Linked DNA regions of Mus musculus: region 2 is linked to region 1. The links are chromatin contacts, found by POLR2A ChIA-PET in ENCODE. All regions are on one chromosome and are shown on one strand. Each heading gives the region's core, a stretch centred on a gene start or an enhancer-like site at or near the end of the contact. The rest is flanking DNA. Distances are from core to core; before and after follow the strand shown. Region 1 holds the start of Ttc9c (tetratricopeptide repeat domain 9C). Region 2 holds the start of Mta2 (metastasis-associated gene family, member 2).

What was found. ChIA-PET counts read pairs that join two places held with the same protein, here RNA polymerase II (POLR2A).
Region 2: POLR2A ChIA-PET joins it to region 1 with 12 read pairs in embryonic stem cell. The contact joins the promoter of Mta2 here to the promoter of Ttc9c in region 1. POLR2A ChIA-PET finds 5 or more read pairs at or near these places in 4 of 5 experiments (Patski and embryonic stem cell).

What each region holds. Positions count from the first base shown.
Region 1 is chr19:8,817,536-8,822,038 of GRCm38, forward strand. It overlaps Ttc9c (tetratricopeptide repeat domain 9C), which reads right to left and starts at 1,759. Exons shown (of 4, transcript NM_027412.3): 1 at 1,486-1,759; 2 at 901-1,149. The coding sequence starts at 1,138. It overlaps Hnrnpul2 (heterogeneous nuclear ribonucleoprotein U-like 2), which reads left to right and starts at 1,866. Exons shown (of 14, transcript NM_001081196.1): 1 at 1,866-3,278. The coding sequence starts at 2,747.
Region 2 is chr19:8,939,596-8,944,098 of GRCm38, forward strand. It overlaps Mta2 (metastasis-associated gene family, member 2), which reads left to right and starts at 2,325. Exons shown (of 18, transcript NM_011842.3): 1 at 2,325-2,787; 2 at 3,870-3,937; 3 at 4,418-4,503. The coding sequence starts at 2,760. Eml3 (echinoderm microtubule associated protein like 3) reads left to right here. Exons shown (of 22, transcript NM_144872.1): 20 at 984-1,082; 21 at 1,308-1,438; 22 at 1,535-1,987. The coding sequence ends at 1,738. Gm10353 (predicted gene 10353) reads right to left here and starts at 2,795. Exons shown (of 4, transcript NR_165499.1): 1 at 1,057-2,795.

The DNA.
Region 1 (4,503 bases), core at 509-3,008:
TTAAGGCTGTTTGGGTATAATTTTAAATCTACTCATTACTAGATATGATTTCATTAGACTAAACTGAAAGAACTGTTATGACAGTTACATAGATCAATGTGTAGTGACCTAAATACCTGACATTCTACGTCATAAATGTCACATCTATGAATCCTATGTAACCATCCCTTAAACGAAACATCCCCAGGACTATGACTATCTCCATTTTTCAATTTATTTTTTTTTGTTTTGTTTTGTTTTTTATTTTGTTTGTTTTTTTGAGACAGGGTTTCTCTGTGTAGCCTTGGCTGTCCTGGAACTCACTTTGTAGACCAGGCTGGCCTCGAACTCAGAAATCCGCCTGCCTCTGCCTCCCAAGTGCTGGGATTAAAGGCTTGCGCCACCACGACGGGATACAGTTAATTCTTACTTGTTTGAATTAGGGTATTAGCACACATCACAGGCTAGTCTGGCTCTCAAACTTGAAGCCATTTTTCTACTTGGACTTCTCCAGTGCTGCAATTACAGGTGTTAGCATCATTCTTCGAAATAAACCCATTCTAGGTCCACCAAATCAAGATATCTGGGCTTTAGAGCCCAGGAAGTAGTTTCAGGTGAGGTTTGTGAAATCCCGCTTGCTTTTAGAATACTCTACAAATTGGAAACAGGTTTCAATCGACTGCTAAATAGCCAGGTGGCAGTGAAAAAGAACATCTTCCAATGTTCACAGGGCTTGATGATTCTATCTTTTTTGTTTGTTTTGCTTTTTGATACAGGGTTTCTCTGTGTAGCCCTGACTGTCCTGGAACTCACTCTGTATTTGAACTGCCTCTACCTCCTGAGTAGTGGGATTAAAGTCATGCTCCACCACTGCCCGGCCCTGCGGTCTTGATTCTCTGCCCACGCTCGTCCCATACTTACCAGCTAGGTTGTTGTAGCAGTGGGTCTGGATGGTGTGCAGTATGTTTTCTTGCTCCGGTGTGAGAGCTGGGCCCTGAGGTCCCAGACTAGAAAGAGGGGAAGGCAGACTTGGGTCCAGACCCCGCAGCTGAAGAAGAGCTCGATGGTACCTACTCACAGCATCTCGGTACTTTCCTTCCCGGTAGCGCTGGTTTCCTTCCTCCTTGTATACCTGAGCCTCCTGAAGGCGCTTCTCCATGACTGTTGGAACTGTTAAATGAAAGAGAAACTGAAGCAGTAGAATGGGATCAAAATAAATGATTAGAGCATCGATTTCGTAAGCAAGAAGCTCGCAGGGATGTGGGTTTTGCTGTTTTTACTAGTCCCATCTATTCTCCTGTGCTAGTTTTCAGTTTCCAGAAGTACCGCAAACTAAAAAAAGGAATGATGTGAGGATAGTGAGGCCATTGACCAAATGAGTTCCATTAGAAGAGATCCCGGCGTGATTACAGACACTAGGGAAATCCAAAGGCCCGACTAAACGTTCCAAGTGTGTGACCGCCCGCAAAATTCGTTTCCTTCTTTCTCTGAGGCACACCCCCTGACCTGGAAGAAGATGGAGTAGGCGGGAACAAGTGAAACAAGTCAAAAAGGCTTCGCTCCTTTCCAATCTCTTTATTTGTCCTTATCCAACAAACATTTGTTGATGGTTCTGCTGTTAATTGAGGAACCGAAGTGAGTGAGGCCTGAGTCTCCAGTCCACAAGTGAGGCACAAGAGGCCGGAAGCATTGTGCCCAACAACCGCACCACAGCGGAGGCCCAAGCCGGAAGACTCCTCCAGGAATTCGGTTTAAGTTGCAGGAGCACAGAGAGGAAGAGACCAGACCTGCCAGCAGTTTAGCCTCTAACGGGGCACGCGCATTGCGTCATGCCACCCAATCAGAAAGGAGTCTAGAAAAGTAATCCCGCAGAACCGGCCCCGCCTCCCCAGCGGACCAACCCGGAAAAAAAAAATTCCCGGCCACTTCTCCAATAGGAAAAAAAGCCGCACGATATCGGAGGACCAATCAGAGCAACAGACTACGATTCAAGCTGGCCAACGAGAGAAGGAAGGGGTGGGGTTGGCGCCTCTGTTGCTGGGTAGATGTTTAAGCACAGAAAGAGGTCCCGGCATTGCTCTCTCCCTCTCTCTCTCTCCCTTGATGCTGGAAAGGCCTTTCCCTCCTGGCTACGAAAACCCTGCACCACCCATCCTTCCAGCTTGGCTTCGGTTACTAGTCTCAGAAGTTACAGTCAAAGAATAAGCAAGAGAGGACATCGAGTAAGCCCTAGGGTGCTCCGGTAATTGGGAGCGGGCAGGAAGTAAGAGACCTGAGATGGGCGGGACTCCGGCGCGACTGCGCAGAGCCTACGACTGAAGTACGGAAAGAGGAGCGCGCTCACGCTTCCGTGCTACGAGGCACTTGAGCCGCAGCCAGCCTTGCCCGACTCAGGCCCCTGTGCGGCTGCGCGGTTAGGCCGCTTGCGCTGATTGGCCCGGATCTCTGAGAGGAGGGAGGGGAAGTGAGGGAACTCCGTCGTCCTCGGCGCGCACTCCCCCGCGGTCGAGTACAGAGTGTGTCGGAAGCTGCTCCTCGCCGTCTTGTTTTGCGCTCAGTGAGCCGAAAGGGGCAGGGCAGGAGGAAGGCGACATAAACACGCCGCGAAGACAGCGCGGCCTCTGCCTCTGTGTGCGTGCGCTTGCTAGCGCGGGCTCAGTGCTGGCGCGGGAGGCGGAGGCGGGCGGCGGCGGCGCCTGCGCGGTCGGGCTCGGTCGACAGTTCGCAGGGGAGGAGGCGGCGGGAGGCGGAGGAGGCGACGGCGGCGATGGAGGTGAAGCGGCTGAAAGTGACCGAGCTGCGGTCGGAGCTTCAGCGGCGGGGCCTGGATTCGCGCGGCCTCAAAATGGATCTGGCGCAGCGTCTTCAGGAGGCACTGGATGCTGAGATGCTGGAGGACGAGGCCGGCGTTGGTGGGGCCGGGCCCGGTGGGGCCTGCAAGGCGGAGCCTCGGCCTGTGGCCGCGTCGGGCGGAGGCCCGGGCGGGGACGAGGAGGAGGAGGACGACGACGAGGAGGAGGACGAGGAGGCGCTGCTTGAGGACGAAGACGAGGAACCACCACCTGCTCAGGCTTTGGGCCAGGCCGCGCAGCCGCCTCCGGAGCCCCCGGAGACGTCAGCCATGGAGGCCGAGTCCGAAGCTTCCGACACACCGGCGGAGGCCACGGCTGGGTCAGGTGGGGTAAATGGTGGCGAAGAGCATGACAACGGCAAGGGGGAGGAAGACGGGCCGGAGGAACGGAGCGGAGACGAGACTCCGGGATCCGAGGCACCGGGTGACAAGGCCGTAGAGGAACAAGGTGAGGAACTGGCAGCCAAGCCGGGCTTCAACCTGCCGGGTGCGTCTCCGATCCAGCACCCCACCCTGCACCGCGCTATCTGATTCCTTGTTTCCACTTGCCCGAAAGTGCACTGTTCTAGTGGCTTTTTGATGAGATTCTCCTGGGAAGGTGGCTTTCATCCGCTGTCCATCTTTTTGAAGGTTTGGGCGTCTTGTCTTTACACTGTTTGCAGGAGGGAGGTTCCTGCCTAACGTGGTTCCTTGGTGTTAGTGGATGGAAGTGTGTGTGTGTGTGTGTGTGTGTGTGTGTGTGGCTTTCGAGCTACCTGTGGATCAGTCTTCTGGTGCCCACCCCTCTTTAGCAGAATACCTTTAGCCGCAAATATGCTGAAAAATTGGCGCTCTCCCGAGACCAGTTGGAAGCTAAGGCCTGACAGTTCGTTCCTTACCTTAAAAATGTTAAGCAAAAAACAGTCCGTGAAATGCTGCTCTGTCAAACCCAAGTTAGTCTTCAAAGAGACTCTGGATATTTAACCTTGCTCCTTCCTGCTTAAGCCGTCGGAGACAGTGTGTGAGCCTTTTGGGTTTAATCATTAACTAGCAAAGAGAAACTTAGTCTAGTAACATTTTAGTAGAATGTTAGTTACTTGACTGGGGCTTTTTACTTTGTCCCTGTTGTGTTTATATTTTAAGTCTCCTGTCCAGGCTGTAAATAAGCATATTTATAGACTTATTCTACACTGGTGCCCTTAAGGCTCCTAACTAACTGAGCTGAAATGATTTAGGGGTTCTAGTGGAGTAACCTTGTGGTAGGTTTGTGGAAACTTCCCCCAGGAGTTAACGACTTTCTCCTTTTGAAATGCTTGCATGGTTAGAGCTAACCTATAGTGACTGTCAGGAGGGAGAGCTGCTTCTAAGTTTTACTTCCAAGTAGGTTTTTTTGCCTTAGAGTTTTTTGTACTGTTTCGTTGTTTCTTGGTTTTTGTTCTGGATCTTAGTGTTATAAAATTGGAATCTATTTTACAATGATTGTATGCAAAGTATAGTGTTCGGGGTTTTTGTTGTGTCCGATGTCCTGGGACTGAGGTCCTATTACATAACCCTTAATTTGTGTTATCCCAAATAGCAGATCAAAAGCATTAAAGAATAAGGGAGTGTTTTAAAGGAATTGTTGAAAACACTTAAGCCTTCAAAACATGAAAGCCTAAGGAAAAATTCCATGTGTTACTCCGTGTAAAGAATGT
Region 2 (4,503 bases), core at 1,075-3,574, 120 kb after region 1:
TGTTTTTGCATTTGTCATCCTCCTAATTATGTCTCCTAAGAGATTATGTGGGTGCCGACAGGAGGTTTCTAGTCAGGAGGGCTGATGGTAGTAGAGGAACATCAAGCAGAGGGGCTGATGTGGAGGGAAATGGAGGTTGGAATTGGACATAGGGATAACCCGGTAAGTAGGTAAGCTACAGTTTCACACTCTATCTTCTCCAACAAGAACTCAAGGGAGTTGAAAAATGGACCAGGCATTGTGGTGCATGCCATTAATCCCAGCACTGGGGAGGCAGAGATACGTGGCTGGATCTTTATGAGTTCAAGGCCAGCCTGGTCTACATAGTGAGTTCTAGGGCAGCCAAGGCTGCATAGGAAGACTGTGCCTCAAAATACAAAACAAAGGAAAGGCCAGGCGTGGTGGCGCACACCTTTAATTCCAGCACTGGGGAGGCAGAGGCAGGTGGATTTCTGAGTTCAAGGCCAGCCTGGTCTACAAAGTGAGTTCCAGGACAGCCAGGGCTATACAGAGAAACCCTGTCTCGGAAAACCAAAAACCAAACCAAAACAACCCCCCCCCCCAAAAAAAAAAAACCAAACCAAAACAAACCAAAACAAAGGAAAAAGCCGGCTGCACCAAGAAGACAGTGCTTTAGGATAGCTCCTTAGGGCAAGTGGGGGAGGGGCAGCTGATGAGAAACTGTTAGTGCTTTATCCAGAGGCTCTAGGCATGTCTAAGGCTACATTCTCTGTTTCTGAGACAGGGTTCCCTCTGTCACCTGCGTTTGTAGACCAGGGTGGCCCCCAACTCAGAGATCTGTCTGCCCCACTAGGACTGGGATTAAGGATCTGCACCATCATGCAGGCCTAACTTAAAGCCAAGCCAAGTCAGTGAGAACTTGGGAAGCACACAGTGGGGTTCATAGTGGACGCTATGCCTATGATCAGTTCATGTCGTCAAGTGAGGGAAGAATGACGGCTGAGTAGGCGATTTCCACCTAGGGGATGTGGCTGGAGGCTGCAAACTGCTGAGGAACCGCTATGAGAGCAGAGACCGGGAGTGGGCTACCTATACCTGTGTGCTGGGCTTCCACGTCTATGGTGAGCCAGGATCTGGAATCCGTTAGGAGGGCTGGGGAAACAAGGAAGAACCCATTCTGCCCTCAGAATCCTGGGCGTGTGCCACCTCGGGGTGGGGGTCATAGTGGCAAATCCAGGCTAGGAGGCCCCTTGGGATTGTCTGGAGCGCAGTGGCAACCTGAAGACCTGAAACACTGCAACTCTAGGTTGTGGTAGCAGCCTGACTCAGGCCACCTGTTGTGTTAGGTGTGTGGCCTGATGGCTCTGATGGGACAGACATCAACTCCCTTTGCCGCTCCCACAATGAACGGGTGGTGGCTGTGGCAGACGACTTCTGCAAAGTACACCTCTTTCAGTACCCATGTGCTCGAGCCAAGGTGAGGCTTCAGGGGACCATTGGGCCCAGGTGGGTAGGTTTGGTACCCTGCCATTGCTGCAACCAGTTGTTTTTTTTTTTTTTTTCTCTCATCTAGGCGCCAAGTCGTATGTACTCAGGCCATGGCAGCCATGTGACTAGTGTCCGGTTCACGCACGACGACTCATACCTTGTCTCCTTAGGTGGCAAGGATGCTAGCATCTTTCAGTGGCGAGTGCTGGGGGCAGGGAGCTCTGGGCCCGCTCCTGCCACACCATCTAGAACGCCCTCTCTGTCCCCTGCCTCCTCCCTGGACGTGTGATTGATGCTGGATGGTCTTGTCCCTCTGGTACTGTGGTCTGGCCCCACCCTGGCCAAAACCCCTAGGACCAAGGACAGTCTTTTCCTGTGCTGGCTTTTTCTTTGACTTCATACATTCCCAATTGCGCATTTTTCTGGAGGGGCTAACCACCCCACTGCACACAAAATAACAACAGACTTGCTGGCTGAGCCAGGCAACCCAGCTCCGACACCCTCTGCTCGGTGAGGGGCAATAAAAAGAAAAAAGTAACTGCCTGGTGCTTTTGTGCGGCGGGTCCCCTCAGGGGCCCAGTTGTGTTAGGATGAAAGAAAAAAGTGCAGGGCGGGAAGAGAAAAGGGAGTTCAGACCAAATATGCAAATAACAGGCAAAGCGGCTTGCAAATAACCTCAAGAAGAGTGAGGGCGCGCGCGCGCCTTTCGACGCCACTGCCGGGGAGCTGCTAGGACCCATAGTGCAAAGAGTTAATTCCGGCTCCTCACCGCCCTCAGGGGCGGGGTCGAGCTGCAACGGAAATAACCGAGCGCGAGGCCGCGGCTGAGCGAAAGGAGCCGAGTTCCTTCCGGAAGTGGCCGATCTGCGGGGTCTTGCTCTCCGACCTGAGCCGAGCGCTGGGCCTTGTTCTCCGGATCGGCCGAAGGTGTTCCGGAAGGAGGCGAACCCGGACGCGGGCAGGGCAAACCTTGCCAGCGGTTGGCACCGCACGACGTCTGCTGGGACTCGGTGAGGACGCTAGGAGCTGGAACCTCACTCCGGTCAGGCAGGAATCGAGCTCGTTCCGGAAGAAGCCGAGTAGACCGGAGCTGGCCTCGGTGTCCCGGCGTGAGGCTATAGCAGTGTCGTCGTCGCGCGGGCAGTGATGAGCCGCGGCGGCTGAGCGAGCAGAGGTGCCGGCTGCTCGGGCCCCATCGACACTTCCGCGAAGCGTCAGCCACGCGCTGGGGGCTTCGTCTGGAGCTGAGCTTTGCCCCCGCGAGCCTCCGGGACCTCTTTGTGTGGCCGGAGGCGGCGGCGGGAACGGCCATGGCGGCTAACATGTACCGGGTGGGAGGTGAGTACCCTGAGCGGAAGAGGCTGAGGCCGGGATCAGGGAGACTCGGTGTCCGCAGGCGCGGGGGAGCCACATCTGGGGTCGTGTGGGCCGCGGCACCGACCGGAACCGGAATCAAGAGCCATGGTTCCGCGGCGGCGACGCTATCGGGCGCAGAGTCTACCGCAGAGGCTTACCTGCAGCCGTAACGGTGCTCTTGAGACCTGTGACTGGATCGCCGGGCTGGAAGTGGCCTTGGCTTTGGAAGGGGCCCGAGTGACCCACCGTCCGGCCAGCCGCGCTAGGGGCTAGGCGCGCAGGGGTTTTCTTTTCTGTGGCGGCTTGTGCGTTCGCGAAGGTGGGGCCTGAACAGTTTACTCAATTCTCCTATACAAGGATGCAACTTGAGTGCAAAGTTGTATGGACTCCAGGGAAATTCTTGTTCTTGTTTCTTAAGTCTCACTTTTGAGTGAAGATCTGACTTTAGAACTGGGTGTTGCAGGGGTAGGGGGTAAAAACTCATTTCCTTTTTCTTCTTTTTTCCTTGTTTCTTTTTAGACAAGGTTTATTCTCTGTGTAGTCTTGGCTGTCCTGGGACTCATACTGTAGACCAGGCTGTCCTCGAACTCAGAGATCCGCCTGCCTCTGCCTCCTGACTGCTGGAATTAAAGGTGTGTGACACCACTGCCTGGCAAAGTATTTCCATAATATCTCTTTTCCTTCCTTCCTTTTTTTTTTTTTTTTTTTTCTTTTTTTCTCTCTTCTCTTCCCCCACCCCCCATTTCCTTTTTGAGGCAGGTTTCCCCCTTGTTTCTTTTGAGACAAGGTTTCTCTGTGTAACCCTGGCTGTCCTGGAACTTGAGCTGTAGACTTGGCTGGCTTTGAACCAAGAGCCTGCTTTGGTCTCCCAGACTGCTGGGATTAAACGCATATGCCACCACTGTCCAGCTAATGACTAGTACTTATTTTCTTAACTCTCTCCTCTTGCTCATCTCCACTTCATCTCTATCTAGAATTTTGTCTCATTTTGGTCCACACAGAGCGACTTTTTCATCTGGGTGCCCTCTCCTCTGATCCTCTTGTTTCTTCCCCACCTCCTACAGATTACGTCTATTTTGAGAACTCCTCCAGCAATCCTTACCTGGTTAGACGGATTGAGGAGCTCAATAAGGTGAGTGGAGTTGGTTTTTTTTTTTTTTAATGATACAGGGTCTCTCTATTATGTAACCTTGGCTGCCTGGAACTTGCTGTGTAGACCAGGCTGATCTTAAACTCATGGAGACCCTTTTCATTGGTTCTGAAATTATCTTTGAGTATTAAGTCTTTACTGCTAAGTTTTTCTAGCTCTTCTACTTAGACCCTTAAGGAGATATTGCTTTTGACTCTGCGCACTTCCACTCCCCCACCTCCCCCCAGCACCTCCACTTTCTTTTGTTGTTGTTGTTGTTTTGTTTTGTTTTGAGACAGGGTTTCTCTGTGTAGCCCTGGCTGTCCTGGAACTCATTTTGTAGACCAGGCTGGCCTTGAACTCAGAAATCCGTCTGCCTCTGCCTCCCGAGTACTGGGATTAAAGGCGTGCACCACCACACCCGGCATGCATCTCCACTTTCAAATGGCCAATTTTCCTTCTCGGTTTTTCTCCCTCCTTTAGACTGCAAATGGAAATGTGGAAGCAAAGGTTGTCTGTCTTTTCCGGCGAAGGGATATTTCTAGTAGCCTCAACAGCTTGGCTGACAG